Linked DNA regions of Homo sapiens: region 2 is linked to region 1. Evidence: read pairs that join two places in POLR2A ChIA-PET (ENCODE). Cell type or tissue: OCI-LY7. All regions are shown on one strand. Links, peaks and the distances in the headings refer to the core of each region. The heading gives the core; the rest is flanking DNA. Region 1 overlaps LOC105376196 (a long non-coding RNA gene). Region 2 overlaps ABCA1 (ATP binding cassette subfamily A member 1).

Evidence for each region. ChIA-PET counts read pairs that join two places held together with the same protein. Peaks named below come from ENCODE experiments on the same cell type or tissue, not always from the same donor. Only the 100,000 strongest peaks of a DNase experiment are listed, where the experiment ranks them.
Region 2: POLR2A ChIA-PET joins it to region 1 with 9 read pairs; 7 of 35 experiments call an interaction of 5 or more read pairs at or near these places.

The regions. Positions count from the first base shown.
Region 1 is chr9:104,932,776-104,938,156 of GRCh38, reverse strand. All of the region lies in intron 2 of LOC105376196 (a long non-coding RNA gene), which reads right to left. Among named protein-coding and RNA genes, the nearest start is that of ABCA1, 7.3 kb to the right of the region's middle. In OCI-LY7, for the core only: no CTCF peak of the experiment used is centred there; a DNase peak (open chromatin) is centred at 3,276; H3K4me3 peaks cover 433 bases.
Region 2 is chr9:104,841,980-104,847,360 of GRCh38, reverse strand. It overlaps ABCA1 (ATP binding cassette subfamily A member 1), which reads left to right. Exons shown (of 50, transcript NM_005502.4): 8 at 1,792-1,884. Among named protein-coding and RNA genes, the nearest start is that of NIPSNAP3B, 81 kb to the right of the region's middle. In OCI-LY7, for the core only: no CTCF peak of the experiment used is centred there; no DNase peak of the experiment used is centred there.

The DNA.
Region 1 (5,381 bases), core at 283-5,282:
AGTGAGCCGAGATGGGGCCACTGCATTCCAACCTGGGCAACAGAGTGAGACCCTGTCTCAAAAAATAAAGTATATATATATATATATATATAAATATTTACGTGTGTGTGTGTGTGTGTGTGTGTGTGTGTGTATACATATATATAGCATGTGTTTATTTTATAAATTTTGTAAAATACAGACATATATGAAAAAATTACCTATAATCTTACCATCCACAGGTGATTGCTGTTAGCACCTATCTGGGATTTTTTTTTTCTTTTTTCTTTTTCTTTTTTTTTTTTTTTTGCAGTCTTTTCTAGGCACATATATTCAATGAAAAAGGTTATCAATATAGTAACAGTTATTTTTTATTGAATGTTAACCATACACATAAATATAGCTTTGCTTTTTTTTTCAATTCGCATTTACCATGAGCAGTTTCCTATATCACAACTCTTTGAAAACATTATTTTCACCTTTCATGGCTATATAACATTCTATCATGTGAATTTATCAATGTGTATTTTAGAATTGTTATCAGATGATTAAGCATTTTTAAAATGTTCACTCATCAATAAAATAGTGACAACATTCTTGAACATAAGTTTTTTTTACCATACTATCGGATATTTCCTTAGTATAAATTCCTCCAAGTAAAATTAGTGGGCCAAAGGCTTTTTTTTTTTGAGGCGGAGTTTCGCTCTCGTTGCCCAGGCTGGAGTGCAATGGTGTGATCTCGGTTCACCACAACCTCCTCCTCCCAGGTTCAAGCAATTCTCCTGCCTCAGCCTCCTGAGTAGCTGGGATTACAGGCATGCACTACCATGCCTGGCTAATTTTGTAGTTTTAGTAGAGACAGGGTTTCTCCATGTTGGTCAGGCTGGTCTCAAACTCCTGACCTCAGGTGATCTGCATGCCTCGGCCTCCCAAAGTGCTGGGATTACAGGCATGAGCCACTGGTCCTGGACCAAAGCCTCTTGATACATTTTGCTAAACTATCAGAATGTTGGGCCTCTTTGCACCCTACTAACACCCTCAGTTTTTATGAGTATGATTACATTATTTTCCCTCTTTTCCCCAACCTCCTATTCTATTTTCCTTAGATACCTTAAGACTGCACCCCCAACTTAGCTTTCTGTTCTCATTCAGGCAGTGTGTCCAGGGCTTCCAATCCCAGTGGTGAGTAGGCAGATGTGGGGGCTTCCTGTTGAACTCTGTTAGGTAATTGAGCCACTCAAGGGGAAACCAGCTTTGGGGTCCGCTCTGTGGCAAGCCCAGGACTCTATGAATGGAGCTCATTCCTCACTAATTTACACACCAGGACAAGTAGCCAGCTAAGAAATTGCTCTAATTTCACTGGACGTCAGTCACCAGAAGAATGGAGATACAGAAGGAAAATAAAAGGCCTGCTCCCACAGTGGGGTCATAGCACATCTCCACATTTAACCTTTGACAAGGCAAAAGTATTTCTTCTGTCCAGACAATTCCAGAAGTCATAAGGAATACTGGGCAAGGATGGGTCAAAACAACACAGACTATTGAGGGCAACAAAGGAAAAACCATGCACTCCTGAAGAAATCGTTCCCAAAATGCTGAAAGAGAAAGAGGATTGTCTCTCTAGAAGTCTAATAGAAAACAGTATCTGGAACATTTCCTAGGATTTTTTTTTTTTCTAATGACTTACTCTCTTATTAATATGTCAGAGAAAAGAAAAGCTCCTGGCTAAGAAATAAAACAGTCCCTCATCCCAGAAATCACAGCCAGGAATATGGATTCTTAAGTGTCAAAAAAGTACTCTGAATAAGGAAAGAAACGCAGATGCACTACTTCTATTATAATAAGCGCTTGATTTCTTTTAATCCCCTGAGTCCAATTATTTTCTTGGCAAATTTAAGGGTACTGACTGCTTCTGTGAATCTATTGTTACACTTGATAATGGATCTGAGTTGGGGGTAATATTTGCCTATCAATTTGGATACTTAAAAATCTCTCTCTCTTTCTTCATATACCCTCTATCTCACAACTTTCCATTTAATGAGGGAAGTGAATTTCTTTTTTCTGCCCCTCTTTCCTACTGCTTCTAGAATAAAAGCATAACAGGACGACAGGAGTGGAGATGAGAGGAAGCATTTCCAAGCAATGGGAAAGTATGATGAGAGTCGTGAGTTGGTAGAATGGGGGTGAGTAAGGGGTGGGGTGTGGATGGATGGAAGAGGATGGAGGAGGAAGCAGGTCATATGATCAGGCTTCAAAGGCCTTCCAATATCTTGTTTTCAGAGGCTTTGTAGGTCTTCTTACAGAACTTTGAGGGTATTTTTCCTTTGTGAGCAAAGGAGAACCATAGTAAATTTTGAGGGATGGGCTGGGCGCGGTGGCTCACGCCTGTAATCCCAGCACTGTGGCAGGCAGAGGCAGGTGGATCATTTGAGGTCAGGAGTTCGAGACCAGCCTGGCCAAAATGGTGAAACCCCGTCTCTACTGAAAAAACAAAAAGTTAGTTGGATGTGGTTGCATGTGCCTATAACTCCAGCTACTCGGGCAGCTGAGGCAGCAGACTTGCTGGAACCCGGGAGGCAGATGTTGCAATGAGTTGAGATTGTGCCACTGCACTCCAGTCTGGGAGACAGAGTGAGACTCCATCTCAAAAAAAAAGAAATTTTTTTTTTTGGAGGGAGAAAATATATGATTAGATTGTTTTTGTGTTGGTTTGCTTGTTTGTTTTTTTCCCCAAGCAAAAAATCACTTTACTGCAATAGGGAAGACAAATAGGAAGGGGAAGAAACTAGAGACAGGAACAGCAGTTTGGAGGTTCTGCAATACAGAAGCCCAGATGTTTGGCTTGGACTTAGACACTGGGAATGAAAAATAAATGATGAATTAAAAAAATAAAATATTTGGGAGGTATACTTGACCTGACCTTGGTGCTTTTTCAAATGAGAAGAGAAAGATAGAGACAGATGAAAAAGTTAAGCAAGGATGACTATGATTTCCCATAGTGAATGTCTGGATGATGATATCATTAAATGAAAATTTTTAAAAAGGCAGATGGTAGAAGGAGATTTGAAGGAAAGACAAGAAATTTGTTTGTTTTGGATTTACTTGTAGAATGACCTGCAAAATTTTGTCCTAATAAATGTTAACAAGTGGCTTTCCATACAAAAACCAAACCAAACAAAACCCTGATGTAAACCAAAAATAAAATTCTGAGGCCCCCCTTCACCATCTGAATGAACTTCCTCCTCTGCAAGGGCACTCTTAAAATTTAACATGAAAGACTGGTTCAGGTCATGACGGGAAGTGGGGGTCGGACAGGCCTCATTATGCCTCTCTGGCATTAACATCAACACAGACCTTAAGTCTGTTAAGAAGCATTTACAATCTATTCTCTCTGAAGCCTGCTACCTGAAGGCTTCCTCTGCACACTGAGAACTTTGGTCTCCACAATCCTTTATCTTAAGCCAGACATTTCCTTTCTATTGATCCCAGGTCTTTAGATAAACTCAACCAATTGTCAACCAGAAAAATTTTAAATCTATCTATAACCTAGAAGCCCCCACTTCAAGTTGCCCTGCCTTTTTGAACTGAACCAATGTATTTCTTAAACTTATTTGATTGAAGTCTCATATCTCCCTAAAAACCAAGCTGCACCCCAACCACCTTGGGTGCATGTTCTTAGGATCTCCTGAGGGCTGTCTCCTGAGGGCCAAGATCACTCATATTTGGCTCACCATAAATCTCTAAATATTTTACAGAGTTTTACTCTTTTCATCGACACTGATTTATATTGGATTTCCAATGGTGTAATATTCATGCCGTTGGCCGATTTCAAGCTAGCTGGTAGAGATATGCAAACAAACAAACAAACAAAAAGAGATATGCAAAAACAACTCTTGTGAGCTTGTGTGCTGGCTCCAACACACCATGCTGCTGGATATTCTACCAGGCAGCATAGGGCGCACGGTGGGTGAGCCTGGCAAGGAGACAAGAGCTGGAGGTACAGGGCTTAAATGAAGCCAAGGGCGTGAATAATATTGATGAGGAGAGCAAGTAGAAATGAAAAGAGAAAACCAGTATTAGGAGATCTATAAAGAAACAATAGTCAGAAAAAGAGTGGTTAAAGAGGCAGAAGAATCAGAAGAGAACCAGATTCATGAAATAAAAGAGAGGAATCAGTTTCAGGAAGGAAAGTGTGGTCAGTAGTGTCAAATACCAGAGACTGAATAGCCTAAGGATTTAAAAGAGGTCAACAGCACCACCAATTAAGCGGTTTTTCTGAGCTTAAGATATTTTTCTTTATTTTTCTATGTTAAAAATATTTTATAAAGAAAAAGAAAAAAAGAGATCACATTTGCCCCCCCAACCCGTCCCTGGCCTCTCTCTCTCTAAGGAAGTCGTTAATGAATTTGGGCAGAATAGATTCAGAGCTGTGAGAGTGAAAATTTGACTGCAGTGGGTGAGGTGTTAATAAAAGGGAGGGGGTAGAGATGAAATCTTTCCAGCAGTTTGGCTCTTAAGGGGATAGCTTGAAGGAAAGAGGGTTGGAAGGGTGGTTTTTAAAAAGAATTATCACTCACTAATCAACTAGAAATCCAGTGGAATATGCAGTACTTGTCTGTAATCCAGCAGGCTAACTTTTTTTTTTTTTTTTTTTTGAGACGGAGTCTCGCTCTGTCACCCAGGCTGGAGTGCAGTGGCATGATCTTGGCTTACCGCAACCTCTGCCTCCCAGTTCAAGCAATTCTCTTGCCTCAGCCTCCCAAGTAGCTGGAACTACAGGCATGCACCACCATGCATGGCTAAATTTTTTTTGAATTTTTAGTAGAGATGAGTTTCACCATGTTGGTCAGGCTGGTCTCAAATTCCTGACCTCAAGTGATCACCCGCCTCAACCTCCCAAAGTGCTGGGATTACAGGCCAGAGCCACAGTGCCCAGCCAAGGCTAACCTCTTGATCCCAATGACAAACAGAACAAACATCTTACTCAAGTCCAGAAGCAATAATAATTTTGAATCTTGCTTGCATGTCAACAGGAGCCACATTAATACAGAAGAGGATCACATTGGTCCAATTAAATTGAATTGATTGAGAGCCTCTGCAATACACGGTCTACTGCACAAATAATGATGGTTCCTGGTACATTTTTATTTGACCATTGATTGCTCGATTTGTTTCTGTGTCTAACTGTGTATTGGAATTAAGCTGACTCAATTTGAACTGCAGGTCCTTTTATCCCTCTTATTTTTTATTTATTTATTTATTTTATTTTAAGGCATTTCTCACTCTCCAGAAAATCTCTAAGATTTCAGCTATTAGGCATTTGTCTTTTTTTTTTTTTTTTTTTTTTTTTTTGAGACTGAGTCTTGCTGGGTTGCCCAGGCTGGAATGCAGTGTCACAATCT
Region 2 (5,381 bases), core at 249-5,248, 91 kb after region 1:
CAGCATTTTAAACTTTGCTGCATAGTCGAGAAAATGGAAGGATGGGGAATTTGAGTCATTTGCCCAGGGTTCTATAGCTACCCCAGGTTCCCATGACTGGAGAATTGGGGCACAGGGTGGCGGGGGAGAGTGAGTGACAAGAATCCTAACAATCTTATTTCCATTGAGTCCTTATAAAAGAAGTGGATTAACTACCACGTTTTTAAGTTTTTCTTAAATTTAGGTTATGTGGATCTGGCGTTTCTTGTTTTGTCCTGGGTTTGTTTTGTTTTTGCTATGCTGTCTTGAACATCTGTCATCTTGTAGGCCTAACGGTAAACACAAAAACACTTTACCTCCTATAGCTTTCAATTAAGATCTCTCAGTTTGTGTTTGTAATAGTTTTCCAGGCAAGTTCTCCCTAGGTTCGGCTTCTAGTGTGTTAACCTTTAGTTATAAAGTGAACCCAAAGAGAGAAAGTAGAAACAAAACACCTCACCTGTTTTTGCTCATGAATTACTCTCTATGGAAGGAACAATCATGAACACCTCTGCGTATCACAGAGGCCTATCTGAGTCTGACGTTTAAGGGAGACCGCGTAGGTCCCTTTGAGGACTGTGAATGTGGGAGTCCTGGGACTCTGGTGAAGAACCCGTTCCAGAAGAGATGAATGAGCTGGACAAGTTCTTTCATAGAACCTTTAGGCAGGTTTTCTTAGAAATGCACATTGAGGATTATGCTTGGATATTGTGATGATCAGAATGATACTCAATCCCTTCTGCATTTGGAATTCTCTTTGAAAGAAAACATCCCAGGCAGCTATTTCTCAGAGATAGTGAGTCCCAGCCACTTCTAGACATTTTCTTGTGTAGTCTACATTATAATTTCACAGCAGTCTCTGATATGACAAATGTCAAAATAGCCCAACCTTCTCTAAACTTCAGAGATGTCTGATATGATATTGAATAAAACAATGCTCATAGAAACATCAAGAAAGGTGGATTTTCCCTGGATACTTTTTTCCTGCTTGACAAATAACAGTGAAGAAACTGATCTCACGTCTTTTTCTCTTTGGAAGCCTGAACACTCAGAACCCAACTTGAGGCTCCTCAGCTATAGCAATTCTGACTTCACAGTCTGTAAATTATTGTTCTTTTTTTTCTTTAGCTTATGCTTTCTGCCCTAATTTATCTTTTCCCTGTTCTAATGAATTATTGTCCTATATCTGCTGTGCAGTTAGGTGACATATAACAGCAATTAAATATATGAATTGGTACATATAAAGATTTGACTAAAACTCGATGTAAAAATAAGTGTTCTACATTCAATTTCCAGTGTTAGAAACAGTGCTGACTTGAACAGAGTGACAGAATTCCATCTTTCCCTATTTTTGACAGCTTTAAACTTTATATTTTCTTCCTTTCTTGTGAGCCGTCATTAACTTGTTTCTCAAAGCCATTCCCGTATTACCCATCTTGCAGACGCAGACAGATTTGGGAATTTGCGGTCAGAGTTGTATTGGACACATCCCCCCAGCCCACATGAGATCCTTTTAATCTATTGCATATTAACTAGTTTTAAGTACAATATTCCTACTTCATTTAAAACCATTAATCAAAGAATGAGTTTGAAAATGAACAAAATGCAAACTTACAGTTAGAAATAATTGTAGTGTCTTTAGTTTTGGTTAGGAGTCGGTTTCTTGTTTGTTAAACTCAAGATTGTGAACAGTTTTAATTCACTTGTTTATTTCCAATAGAGATTTCAGGTTTACATTTGAATTCAGAAACAAAGTTTTCTTTCTCATTACAGAGAACACTAAACTCTACATCTCCCTTCCCGAGCAAGGAGCTGGCTGAAGCCACAAAAACATTGCTGCATAGTCTTGGGACTCTGGCCCAGGAGGTAAGTTGTGTCTTTCCAGTACCAGGAAGCGGATCATCCACTGTATCAGTATTTTCATTCCTGAGTCTGGCAAGAGGTCCTTTTGAGTTGAATATCACATGGGATGTAATATCAATTTTCAAAGTATAAGTGATGTAAACAATAATGTTTTGATTTCCTTATTTTAGAAATGAAGAAACCTAAAACTCATAGATGTCTCAGAGCTAATTGGTTAGTGGCTAACAGCTGGATATCTAGTTTAGAACCTTCTCCATTTTTTCTTTTTGCCCCTAGGTAATCATACATTTGTAAAGAGGAGAATTATCTCTGCCACTGCCCATGCACTGCTTTTGTCTGACCAGCAATTTCTCCATATTGCTTCTTCAGTAGCAAGGCCAATCATTTTACCAACACACATGCTTGCTAACTAACAGGAATAACGTGGTACCCCTAATTCAGCCCTTTCCCTTGAAAGCATCTGGCTTCTGAGGTTCAACTATGGGAATATGGTCTCTTAATGAACATTAAGTTGAGTTTGCCTTTTAGGTCCACATGTTGACAAATGTATCAGAGTAATCTCTGTCCTAGGATCAGAGGGCCTGTAGGCACTTGCAAAAGCAGTTAGCTCTGACTCCCAGCCAGTGCACACTCCACCTTTCTGACTCCCAGCCTTGTCTCAAATTAGGCTTGGAAGCGAGGAACTGTCTGGTGTCCCCCAGCATAGGAAGCTGAGCCAGGGGGCAGTGCTCACAAACAATACAGACTTTAACGTGTAGGATATTGGAAAATAATAATTTGTGGGGAAATTGTCTCAGACTTGGTCCACCCTTATTTTTAGCTGCTTCTCTAATCCGTTTTTCTTTTTTTGGTGCTTGTATCTAACCTACCCATTTTTTGGTGCTTGCATCATTTTTTCAAATATCAAAAACGAACTTTATGTTTTCTAACAATGAAAGTATTGCATGTTCATTGTGGAAAATGCTGAAGACTTGGAAAATACAAAAATGCTGAGATCAAACACTATTGATACGTTAGTGTATTTCTTCCTGTCCTGTTCTACTTTCTTTCTTTGAATTCTGCTCACGTGTTTCTGACTGATGAGGTCTGACTTTTGGGTTCCTTTTCCAGAGGAGAAGCCTTCTTTCAGCTTGCCATTTGTTACCCTGGTTATGAAGGCTGGTAACCTTTTTTACTAGGTAGAGAAGCTGGACCAACTGGGGTTCTTCCAGGGGGAGAATGAGAAAGAGAAACTGTTTTGCAAGTCCGTAGCTATTTCTCTAGGGCCCTGTTAGCTGACATTGACATGCCTTGCATTGCTCTGCAGATCCCCTCGCAGCCCTCTGTCCCTTGTTCATTTCTGGCCTTAGAGAAAGCAAAGCAGGGTCTGTAACAGGGGAGGCTGCCTCTAAACTCAGGGTTTGGTTACAGCTGTTTTCACTTACATCACTGGCCCTGGTTTTTTTTTTTTTTCTGGCATTAAAAAAAAAAATTGGAAGCAGGTGATGTTCCCATTGCTGATGTGGTGGAAACTCTCCAAGTGAACAATATACGTTTTTCTTGGCAGCTGTTTCTTGTGCCCTGCTTGCTCCTGGTCCAGGACAAGCAAGGACCATCTGCCTCTTTCAATAGAACACCTCCAGATCCCTTTGATCAAAAGTTACTCATTGTCTGACTTGCTATTTCTGTGAGATAAATGGGAGAAGATCAATAAATGCACTTGTTTGTCCAGTCAGCGTGTGGAAAGTTGATAATTTTGACCAAAGCACAACCCTTGAAAGGAAAAGAAAAAGGGAGTGAATGTCTTCTGAGAAGCTGCCTAGGTTCAGACAGTGTCACCCATTTCCCTGTATGCTCCACATGACAAACCTGAGTGGGTCTCATCATGTCCATTTTGCAGATGGCACCAAGGCTCAGAAAGGTTAGGCAACTTTTCCAGTCACCCAATGAGTTAATTGACAAAACTGGGATTCAAACCCAGAACTGTTGGATTCCAAAGCCTGTGTTGTTGCCTGCTTCGTGAAAAACTCCAGTAGCGACTGGAATAGAAAGGAGAACCTTCCAAGAAAGAAAATACGCACTAGCAGAACCTGGAAATTGGGAGGAAATGAGGACTTGAGGAATAAGATGAATGAAAGCTGACCTGAGTTTCACATCTGGGTGATGGGAAGGGAGGACAGGGAGGCAGCATCTCAGATGTCCACCCAGCACCGACCAGCTGCCTGGCATTGCTAGGTGTTGAGGACTCAGCAGTGAACACGCTAACTTCTCTGCTTTCTTGGGGCACGTATAGGGTGAGAGACAGAAACAAACAGGTCAGTGTACAATGCCACAGGAGGGATATATGCAGTGAAGAAAAAGCAGGGTAAGGGGCATAGAGCATGAGAAGGTGCTTTTTTTAAAGGGGGTGATTAGGAAAGCTCTCTCTAAGGTGACAGTTGGACCTGAAGGAGATGATAGCATGTCTGTGGTGAGGGAAGGAAACTCCGAACAGGAAGAATGGCAGATACAAAGACATTGATGCTAGAGCATGCCTAAGGAATGTGTTTAAGGACCAGGGAAAGTGAGCAAGTGGTGGGGGGAGGAGAGGAGCTCAGAGCAGGAGGAGGTGAGTGCCATACAGGCCTGGCAAGACTTTGGATTCCTGCTGGGTGAGATGAGAATCCAGCGGAGGGCTTGAGGGAGGGGACATGATGTGATCTAGAGTTTAGACTGTTTACACTCTGGTTGTTGGGTTGAGAAGAGACTGGGATGGGGGAAAGGGAGGACAAAGGACATTGTGCTGGATTGAGAAAGCAGTAAGTCAGTTTCATTCATTCACTCAACCGATGATGTTCAAATACCACCATCATCCGTGGGCTAAAGGATGAAGAGCCATCCCTCCCTGAGAGTCAGGAAGCACTTCCCAGATAAAGTTTGGAGTGTGAGCTGAGGTGTAGGAGAAAGAGTAAGAGTTTACCCCTGAAACGGGTGCTGGGAAGAGTCAATAGTTTGGAATAACTCAATAATTTATGGTGCTTCTTTAGAAAGATTTGCTGGCTTTATGTGGGAAGAAATTTTTTTTTTTGATTGGGGAGTGGTGGGTTGGTGGTGAGGCTGCCTGTGGAAAGAGAAGTGAGTGTTTTGACTCACTGTTATTTAAAAATCTCTAGGGCTGTTCCAATAAGCAACAAAAGGCAAAATGGCCTGGTTCTCTGTCCCCTTTCTGTCTGTATGCCTCGTACAGGTTATGAAAAGAAAAAGTTGGGAAAAGCTGTCCACCTCACCTAATTGTGTTCTTGTGGAGTGTGCTAGATGCCCCCTCTCTGGAGAAAAAAAATCCTTGTGGCCTCTGACCCACCTCTGGAGAGCCTAGTTCCCTTCTGGAGGCAGAAGGCAAAGCTTAGGACCTAGAGAGTGCTGGACCACGCCACTCACAGGAACCAGCAGGCTGTGAGGTTGAAAGCTAGGCATATGGAGCTTTCCAGGCTGGGTGCAGGGCCTCGTGGCCCTTCCCCTCCCCTCTGTGCTCTATAGCTCAG